Linked DNA regions of Homo sapiens: region 2 is linked to region 1. Evidence: chromatin loops called from intact Hi-C (ENCODE). Cell type or tissue: sigmoid colon. All regions are shown on one strand.

Region 1 (5,000 bases):
AGAAGAGAGATACAACCTCTTAATCTTGGGGATCTGATCTGAATCACTCCCTCCATTTCTGGAAATGCAGAAAGAAGCCTGGGCTCTTGCTGAATCTAGAAGCCCAGCCAGCACTTCTCAGAGGAGCCAAATTGCCGCCTGCCATGTGTGGAAACCCGGGAAAGAAGTGGGGACTCAGAGGCAGCTGCAGTGTCAAGGGTGGAGGCTTAAAAATAGCAAAAGCTGCCCTTGGAGAACATTCCCACTGGATGTTTGCATTTTTAAAAGTGCCTCCAAGGAAGACTCTGTTCCCACAAAATAACGAACAGTAAACAGGAGGTGGTGTCTTCAGAGAAGGGTTCACCTGGACTCTTAAAATCACATCACCAAGCCCTTGATTTCAGGCCAGTTTCTTACAATGGAGCACAATCAAAATTGGAAAAGATGGGAAATATCAAGAATAGACAAGAAAAAAAATCCTCTTTACCACATAGTGTGATAAATCCAGATATAATCTCAGACTGAGAGGTTCCTAGTCTTTTTCATTCTTTTCTCTGCATTTATATAATTGTAGATATATATTTTTCTTGCAGAGTTCGAAAGAACCTTAGAAATCTAAGCCAACCATCATATTTTCAGAAGGAAATAAAGCAAGAGAGGTAATGTGAGTTACTAAGGGCCCCACAGCCCAGCAAGGACCAGGGCCAGGAACACTGCTGTCCTGACCCAGTCTAGGTCTCCCATGGATTGGGAACCTCCAGACCCAGGGTCCTAAAAAGAGCTGCCTCCCCCACCCCATCCACCACCACATGGGGTTACTATAAACACCCTCTTCCCCAAGATGACAAGATTTATTTTCCTTTGATGCCCACACTAACTTTAAAGCAAATTCTTGCCTTTGCTGACAGAAGAAGAGACCCAGCGGCTCAGAGTTCAGGAGATCTGCGCCAGGTCCCTGGGATGGTAAGTGAAGGATCCAGAAGTCAAATGTAGATAAATTTATTTCCACCCCCAGGCTGAATTCATGTGACCTAAGGCCAGGAAGACCCCCATTTCTGATATTATTTCCGGTCCTGTCCAGCCTGACATCTTATAATCTGCTGTCATTTTTATTTAGCTGGTTTAAATCTTTTGTTTGGGGCACTTGCATAACAGCCCTGAGAGTGGGCGTCTCCTCCAGTGTTGCTTGCTGGGCACTTGACTTGCCTCCCACTAGTCCTGAATGTGTTGTCATAGCCTCTCGCCTTTAAAAGTCAGGATGATCTTTCCAAAATTGAAGTTGAAATCACTGCCTCTGCTTAAACCCTATCGCTTCTTTCCCTTGCCCCAGGATAGAGTCCAATTTCCTTCATTCAGCATATGAGTCTGTACGGGATGCAGTGCAAAGATCTCAAACTGCAAGGTGTACAGCATCCAACTCAGACACTAATTTTAATCAGCCTACCAATTTGAATATTTTGATTGAAAGGTGCACATTTCTACTTCTCTTGAGGAAAGAGAAGTTACTTTTCATGCCTTAATTCTTTCCTCAGTAAAATGGGGGCAATAATATAGAAAATAAATACAACAGTGCTTGACCAGTGAATGCCATCTTTAGCATTACGTCAACTGATGTCCACGGGCCTGGCCCAAATCAGCTGGAGCTGAGGAGTGGTTCCCTGCCTCACAGGAGCAAGAGGTCATAGCTCTGCCCAGTCTTCAGCCCGCCCTTGCTTTGTGTCATTCAAGCTTCCTTTCTAGCCCCTGAAAATGGAGGCCCCACTTCCTGTGTCCCGTTTTTGAGCAACACGAAGCAGCTTGGGTTCCCTCCATGTTTTTTGGCCTGAACCTGAGTTTTGTTCATTCACAGCACTTAGAACACGTGCATTCCCTGCTACTGACCCTATTGGAGAATCACACTATGCCTCAGCTGGGCCAGGGACCTGTCTTAGTCGTTTCTGTAGCTAACACCAGCATGTGGCCCAGAGCCGAGCACTTAGTACAGCTCAACAAGTGTATTGAGAAATAAACGAAATCGGGAGGCTAACGCAGCAACATGCCAACAGGGATTTAGAGCCTCTCTTGGCTTCTAAAGAGCCTGCACTCTCAACCAGTAACACCAGACTGTGCTCAGTTTCAGAAACTGAGTTTGAAGTTGAATTGAATTGAGTTCAAGGCCTTGCCCTGTCAGTTATTTGCAACCTTGGCCTAGTTCCATTATCTCCGAGCCATTCGTTTTCCCACCTCTTCAAAAGGACATGAGTCAGCCTAAGTATTATGAAAGCACACATCCACACAACGACTTGTATATACATAGTCAAAGTAGCTTCATTCACAACAGCCAAAAACTGGGTGAAACAAAAGTGTCCACTAGCAGGTGAACGGTCAAGCCAGCTCTAGTGTAACCCATGCCATGGAATATGGCTCAGTGATTTTAAAAAGTGTGTACCACTGACACCCAACAACATAGATGAAACGCAAAGGCATCACACTGCGTGAAAGATGCCAGACACATGTATAATTCCATTTATATAAATGTAAACCAATCCATGGTGACAAAAAGCAGTTCAGTGTTTGCCTGAGGCCCGAGGAGGGAGAGAGTGGGGCAGAATCAACTGAAAAGGGGCTTGAGGATTTCTGAGGGATGATAAACATGTTCTGAATCCTGATTGTGGTGGCACTTTTGTGGGTGTATGCCACTGCCAAAACTCATGAATTGCACACACTTTTTAAGATTTACCATAATTATATTTATTTATTTTATTTACATATAAGATATACATATTTTTGGTGTATATGGGGTAATCTGATACATTTTAATAATGAAATCAAAGTAATTAGGATATCCAGCACCTTAAATATTTAAATTTTGGAGCCAGGCATGGTGGCTTATGCCTGTAATCCCAGCACTTTGGGAGGCCTAGGCGGGCAGATCACCTGAGGTCAGGAGTTCGAGACCAGCCTGGCCAACACGGTGAAACCCCATCTCTACTAAAAATACAAAAATTAGCCAGGTATGGTGGCATGCGCCTGTAATCCCAGCTACTTGGGAGGCTGAGGCAGGAGAATCGCTTGAACCTGGGAGGTGGAGGTTGCAGTGAGCCAAGATTGTGCCACTGCACTCCAGGCTAGGTGACAGAGTGAGACCTTGTCTCAAAAAAAAAAAAAAAAAAAAAAAAAAAATTAAGTTTTGGAAAAACTCTCAAACCAGGTTTTTCCTCTGCTCTCATACCACAAGCAATCAACACAGAAGACTCCTGTAGCCCAGTGTGTGGAGGTTTTTCTCCACCAACCAGCAGTGGACACCAGCTGAGTATCCTCCAATTAAATTCTGACACTATGTACTTGGAGACAGTGTCAGATACCATAGGTCGAGAGCTCAGTCCCCAAGACTATGCCCCCTTAGACACCAGTTGCAAGTCTAGGCCTCAGGAACTTCTGACCCACTGGCTTCAAGTTGGGATTCCCATGACCTCCTCTTTGAATTGCACACTTTAAATGCATGTAGTTATTGCACAAGAATAATTATTTAATACATTGCAAAAGAAAAAAATATTAAAATTATAACCCATATGATGTTCACCAGCATTAACAGTAATGGATGAGATACTTCTGTGGGTTTTTTTTGTTGTTGTAGTAATTCTTATTTTAAACATATAAGAGAACCAACATTAAGATCTATTATATTAAGGAAGAACTATATATTATTTTCCATAGCAGTTATTTGACATTTCTCCATGCACTCTTGACAAAGTTCATTGTAATTTTAAATTTAATTCAGCAGTGTTTACACGTACACCACATATGCACTGAAACCACACATGTGAGGGCCTGTCGTAAAAGTATTTAATAAATGCCTTAGTTAATGACCAAAAAGAAAAAGAAAGGAAAGAAAAAAGTGTTAAGCGAATGCTTGCCTTGTTTGGTGGCTGTGTGGGAGAAACGACCCGACATCCAGAGAGGAGGTCTTTACAAAAGCAGCCCGTTTTTACTGACCTACAGCCCCTGGATCCCAGGGATCCTCACCCAGCCCATCTCTCATTTTCTGTTCCTCACATTTGCGTGGACCTGGAGTGGTCTCTTCTTTTCTGTGTGCCTGGAAACACTAGCATTATTGCTTCCCTCCCAGGCTTTAATTTTTCTCCGAGTGCCTAGTAGACAGGGTTTCCCTAAAAAGGACAATTAGAAAAGACTTCATAGTTGGCGATAAATGGGGAAAGTGGGGGGAAGGTGAGAGTGAGGGCCATCCTTTATCTTAACAGCAAATACCAAATACCTATCTCCCACAGTCCACTCTTGACCTCGCTCAGCAATTTCATTCAGCATTTTCATCATTATCTTCATAGGCATCTACTCACCATTTACCAAAATGCAGCAAGTGAGGTGATTATTTTTCTAAAGATAAAAATGACATATCTATACTCTTTGTCTCTCCCTCTTAAATCCGACGCTCGACTGTTATTTTAACTCTAGCTCTTTTTGGCTCTCTGGGATGGCTCAGTGCTATGGGTTTGTCTGTAAAGGTTGGGGAGACAAGGAGTTAAACCATCACCTAGAGACTTTGATCACCGCAGACCTAGACTCCTGGCAGTTCCGTGCAAATGAAAACAGCAAGTTTCTTTTTAGCCTTAATTATCTGCATAATTACTTAGCCAAGATAGATACAGGCTCAGAATCTCAAGAAAGGTGAATTTTTTTCTTCTCAATCCCTCAGTGTCATTGTCAGTAACATTTATTGTGTGCCAACTGCATGGAACAACTCTGTCTTAAATATTGAGAGGTACATAAAAGACTTATTATGGATGCTACTCATGAACCTTTTAATAACCTAACTGCAGAAACAAGATCACTGGAATACCTGACGGGTACCAGGCAGTACACCAACAGCAAAGACACAAGGACATATAATCTGTGGATTTAATGAATGTATAGTCTAGTAGGTAAGAATAAGCAAAATAAAAAAGGTTAATCTGTATACACTATTACTTTTGTGACACTTACAAGTGTGGTAGGACTTCAGGGAGGAAACAATCAAGGTATAG
Region 2 (5,000 bases), 98 kb after region 1:
TCATGCTCGAAGAATTTTTTTTTAAATAGGCAAGACAGGGAGGCTTGAAACAATGAAAAGAACTGTACAATGTTCATCAGGCTTGGTATGGACTGTTGGGGGAAGCAGCTAGTGATGAGGTTGTGAAGTTAGAGCCAGACAGGGAGGGACTTCAAGTACCTTATTAAGTAAAGAGTGTCTTAATCCCCTTAACGCCATGAGAAACAGTCCATAATTTTATGATAATATTTTAATTTAAGAAACTCCTTCTGGCAGTTTGGAAGATAAATTAGAGACATATGATTTGGTGGCAAAAGATCTGTTAGGAGACTATTGCAATAGTTTGGGTAAGAACCACAGAAGATGTAGTATAGGGAAAGGGTCTGATGAGCTTCCTGGATGCAGAGGAAGACAGCATGGAGCACATGCAAATCACTGCATGACGTGGAACCAGGATCACTTAGGAGGCTGATGACACAATGAAAAGGAAGGTCACTGCTAACAGCATGTGACAACAGTACTCAGATATTTAAGTATTAAGCATTTGAAAAGATGAGCATTTGTTCATCAACATCACACCATAAGACACTCTTTCCTTATCTCCTTATCTCCTGATAAAGAAGTCTTAAAGAGAGACTTTTAGTAGATGATGTTGGATATGGGCATCTGAAGTCTAAATGGCCATGGATTTATAAAATTGTAAGATCAGTAGAAAAAGGAAAAGTGATTAGATGATGGACCAATAAATGATGAAAAAAACTTAACAGCAGTGGAAGAACTTTTGAGTTGTATAGAAAACCTTTGTACTCTAAAGAATGAACCCTCAGTAGTCATGAACGTGAAAATGGAAAACTATTTTTAGTGGTTCTATAAGCACTATTCAGAAGGAAGCTGCAAAACTGACCCACTTTGGGATTTATTTATCTAACAAACTTTGATCCAGCACCTGTTACGTACCAGGCATTATTATACTGTATTTTAGGTTAGAGCGGATTAGATTCTCTCTCTGATCCTTATAAAGACTTAAACTTTACTACAATTATTATATTATTATCTCATAATATAAAAAGATTCTGATTCTATTCCCTATTCCTATCCAGGCAGAGTTACCAGCTACAGTGATGCAGTTTATTCACTGCCAAAATATGCCTGCCTTAGGGAGTGAGTCAGGGCCAAAATCCCTCACTGCATGCGAGTCATGACTCAGGCTGACATTTACCTAGAGGAGAGAAGGATCACATTTCACTGTTATTCGTCCAGAAAAGTTCCTTTTTCCTAATTTACAAAAAGGCTGATGCCTGGCCCAAATTTAAGGTCCCACTGAGAACGGAGACTTGGCCAAGATGCCATCCAGTTTACTGTGCTCCCCACAGCCTGTCTAGCTCTCTCTTGCCAACCAGGATCCTCTTCCCCAAAGTTCCACGGATGGAGCTCTAGTTCCTTGACTTCTAGTTGATCTTCTGCTCGGAATAGACTGATTATCCCAAAGCTATCCAGGTACCTGTAGTCTCTGCTACACTCTCAGAGCATTTACACCAAAAATAGGCAGTTCCAACGTGTCTTTGGTATAGGATTTGCTAAGTCGTGAGTGATGTACATTTGAAGTAGTCCCTGGCTCAGAGTGCCTAGATATGGAACTTTCTGTCAGATATTGACAACCTGAGATGATTTGAGGGCAAGGGATGGGTGGGGAACTGGTTGCTACAGGTGTGAAAGCATTAACTCTGGTCTCACTTTGTCCACCACTTCCTGAGTTTGGAAACTGAAAGCATGGCCATTTAGAACCTCTGTTCCCTGGAAGCTAAGAGCCAGATCATAATTCTTCATAGAAGGCTGATGAGGCTTCCCAGTACCCTCTTCATTAAGCTCCTCTGTCTCCCTACCTCCCTCATTCCCTACCCTTAGTCCCAACACCAAACCATATTTCCACAGCCCCACTCAGGCAATCTGAACCCTTTCTGGCTAATTCCAAAATTGCCAGGAGATTTGTTTCTGATAAAAGAAACTCACTCTCTGATGTTGCTTCTAGGTGCCTTTTCTTAATAAATAGGCAAGATCATGACATGCATCTTAGCCACATAAGAAATTAGTAGAAAATGAACAAAATCAAAACAGCACGGGCTTCAGGGTCAGACAGAACTGAGTTCAGTGCTAGAATAGCTAATTATTAGCTGTGTGTCCTTGAACAAGTTACTTCACATCTCTGAGTCTCAATTTCAAAACATGTAATATTGAGGGTACCAATAATTATCTCCAAGTGTTGTCATGAAGATGAAAGTAGGGTCCCCTACAAAAAGTGCCCCATGTAGTTGCTGGCAAAGAAGAAGTACTGGATGAAGCACTTGGAGGAATTGGAAAGACTACCTCTGCCTGGCTTGTTTCCTTATCCAAAAGGAGCCCACAGAGCAGCTGATTCCAGAGAGAATTCACTGATGAATTTGTACGCTGACTTCCCCCATCTGATAGTATGCAACAAAGGAATAATACTTATGTAGATATGTGTTTGAAGCACCATTTGCCATCAACATGAACATAAAGAACCTATTAGACTCTAAATACCTCATGTAAGCTAAATTACTCATCTGCACACTGTGGCAAAGACTTGCCTTGGAATTAGGCACTCAACTTCTAAGTCTGGCTCTGCCTGTCATCAATCATGTGTCCTCGGATCAGTCACACCCTTGCAAAATCACAACTTTGCAAACAAATGTTTGCAAGAAACAGATAAAATCATTGATGTGGGATACAACATAGAGAAGAGGCTCAATATATTAGAATTCTCTACAGTTTTTTTGTAGATCAATAGTGCCAAATTTACAAACTGTGAGATGACACCAACTGTACCCTGAACTGTTATTTCAAATCCTTTATTCTTCAGTATGTTTTGGGAAAAGGACTTGTTGATATTTGGACATGTTTACAACATGGTTTTGTTTTATGGGCTGCCAGTACTAAATGTTGTCTGTATGCACGTTCATCTTGTTTTTATTTGAGCTTTTGCATAAACTTCTCTTCTATGTGGATTTGACCTTTTCAAAGCCCCATTCTCCAAGTGTTTGAGACAAGATGAGGATATGTAGAGTGATGAAGCTGAACTCACGCCTTTTAGACTGAGAGGGGAGTGAGCCCAGGCAATTGGGTTCCATGCCAGGAAAGCCTATTAAAATATCAAATGAGGAGTTCATGACAGGTTTAACTAGGTTCTTGTGGCATACCTCCAAATCTTAACTTAGTTAGGCTGGGTTTTGGCTGAAACAAACCAGCTGTCACAAGCTGTGCGAGACCATTAATTATGTACGTGAGCATTGATAAATTAATGCCTGATGGCTAAAAAAATTAGGGGTTCTTGTTTTGTTTAATGCACCCTCTTCCCACCTTTAATGGAGTTCCATGAGAAAATTACATTGTACAACAAGTTGATGGAGCTACAGTGAATAAAATGAACAGTAACAAATGCATGGCATAGATCTCACTGCTAAAGAATGAATGTTGGACTCATGTTCCTAATAGGTTACTCTTACAGTGGAGCACCTATCCTGGCATTTTAGAAGGTTGTCCTGGGAGATCGTTCTTAATGGGTCAGGCGGGCTTATAATGAGGCCATTTTTTATATTTTACTAACCAAGAAACTTTGGACCTGTTCCAAAAATACAACAACTTATTCTGAATATCTGCACTATAATGATAATAGCCTATATTTACCGAGCAGTTATGGAGTACCAGGCAATTGCAAAGCCTGGAGATTATCCTAGTAATTATAATATGATATTAATAACATGTAAGTAACGAGAGAATACACTGAGGCAGGACATCCTATGACCTAAAACGAGAGGAGAGGAGAGGAGGGGAGGGGAGGGGAGGGGAGGGGAGGGGAGGGGAGAGGAGAGGAGAGGAGAGAGGAGAGAAGGGAAGGGAAGGGAGGAGAGGGGAGGGGAGGGGAGGCCTTTGTGTATTTCAGTCTTATGCTTGATATTGCAGGGGGTCAGCTGAGTTTGGGCCAACACTAGCTGGTACAGTTCCCCTTGAAATGTCAGAGTTCTCCAGACAAAGAAAAATCATTCCTGATATTTCATTTCTGACATATTACTAGGGATGACAGCCAGCCGACGTGAGTAGACAGTGAGATATGGTTACTAGAATTTGATTTCATGCTAATAATTTAGAATCCATGGTAGACTGATTGTAATAATGGCTCCTTTTCTCATCCCTCAATGTAAATCATTCCCTTTGCCACATAATTTTGCAGTCCTACTCATTACAGAGAGATAAAGTCTATTTCGCCCAAAATTGAATATGGTTGGCATTGTGACTTGCTAAGGCCAATAGAAGGCAGCAGAAGTGACCATACCCAGTTTTGAGCTTAAGCCTTAGGAAATCTTCTTGAACTTATGCAACTGCCATGAGAACATGCTTGAGCTAGCCCACTAGAGGAGGAGACACATGGAGCAGAACTGAGTTGCCTCACTTATCTCAGATGGGGCCAACCAAGATCAGCCAACAGCCATCCAACTCTGGAACTCAGAGTGAGCCCAGCCAAGATCAGTAGAGGCATCTAGCTGACCCGTAACTGTCTGTAGACACATAAGCAAACCCAGCCAAAATCAGCTAAGCCCAGTTCAGATCAGCTGAACTCTGAAAACTCAAAAACCAGAAATTTGTTTACTGTTATTTGCCACAGAGAATCTCTGGTTGTCATACAGCATTATTGTGGCCATTGATAAACTATATAGAGTCTTACAGAAGCTACTGTTTGACTCGAGATTTCTAAGAACAAATTCACTAATGAGAACACCATTTGTAATTCACTTCACAGGGCTTGTGTTACTGAGTCAACAAAAGGAATCTTAAAGCTTATCTTGCCTGCCTGTCCAATCTTAAACAGAAGTTCTACCAGATTCAATTCTACTCAAAACACATATATGGAACTTGCAAAGCACAATTTTGTTACTGGGAAGGATGATTCTCAATGGCAGTATACACTGAAGAAACAGAGCAGAACCATGCTGTGTAACTCCCTTTTT

The links. Hi-C counts contacts between places; a loop is a spot of excess contacts. Peaks named below come from ENCODE experiments on the same cell type or tissue, not always from the same donor. Only the 100,000 strongest peaks of a DNase experiment are listed, where the experiment ranks them.
Region 2: it touches region 1 in a loop (6-fold over the local background); 2 of 110 quality-filtered maps call a loop at or near these places.

Annotation. Positions count from the first base shown.
Region 1 is chr4:16,967,829-16,972,828 of GRCh38, forward strand. No RefSeq gene overlaps it. Among named protein-coding and RNA genes, the nearest start is that of LDB2, 72 kb to the left of the region's middle. In sigmoid colon, no CTCF peak of the experiment used is centred here; DNase peaks (open chromatin) are centred at 133 and 1,953.
Region 2 is chr4:17,066,005-17,071,004 of GRCh38, forward strand. No RefSeq gene overlaps it. Among named protein-coding and RNA genes, the nearest start is that of LINC02493, 120 kb to the right of the region's middle. In sigmoid colon, no CTCF peak of the experiment used is centred here; no DNase peak of the experiment used is centred here.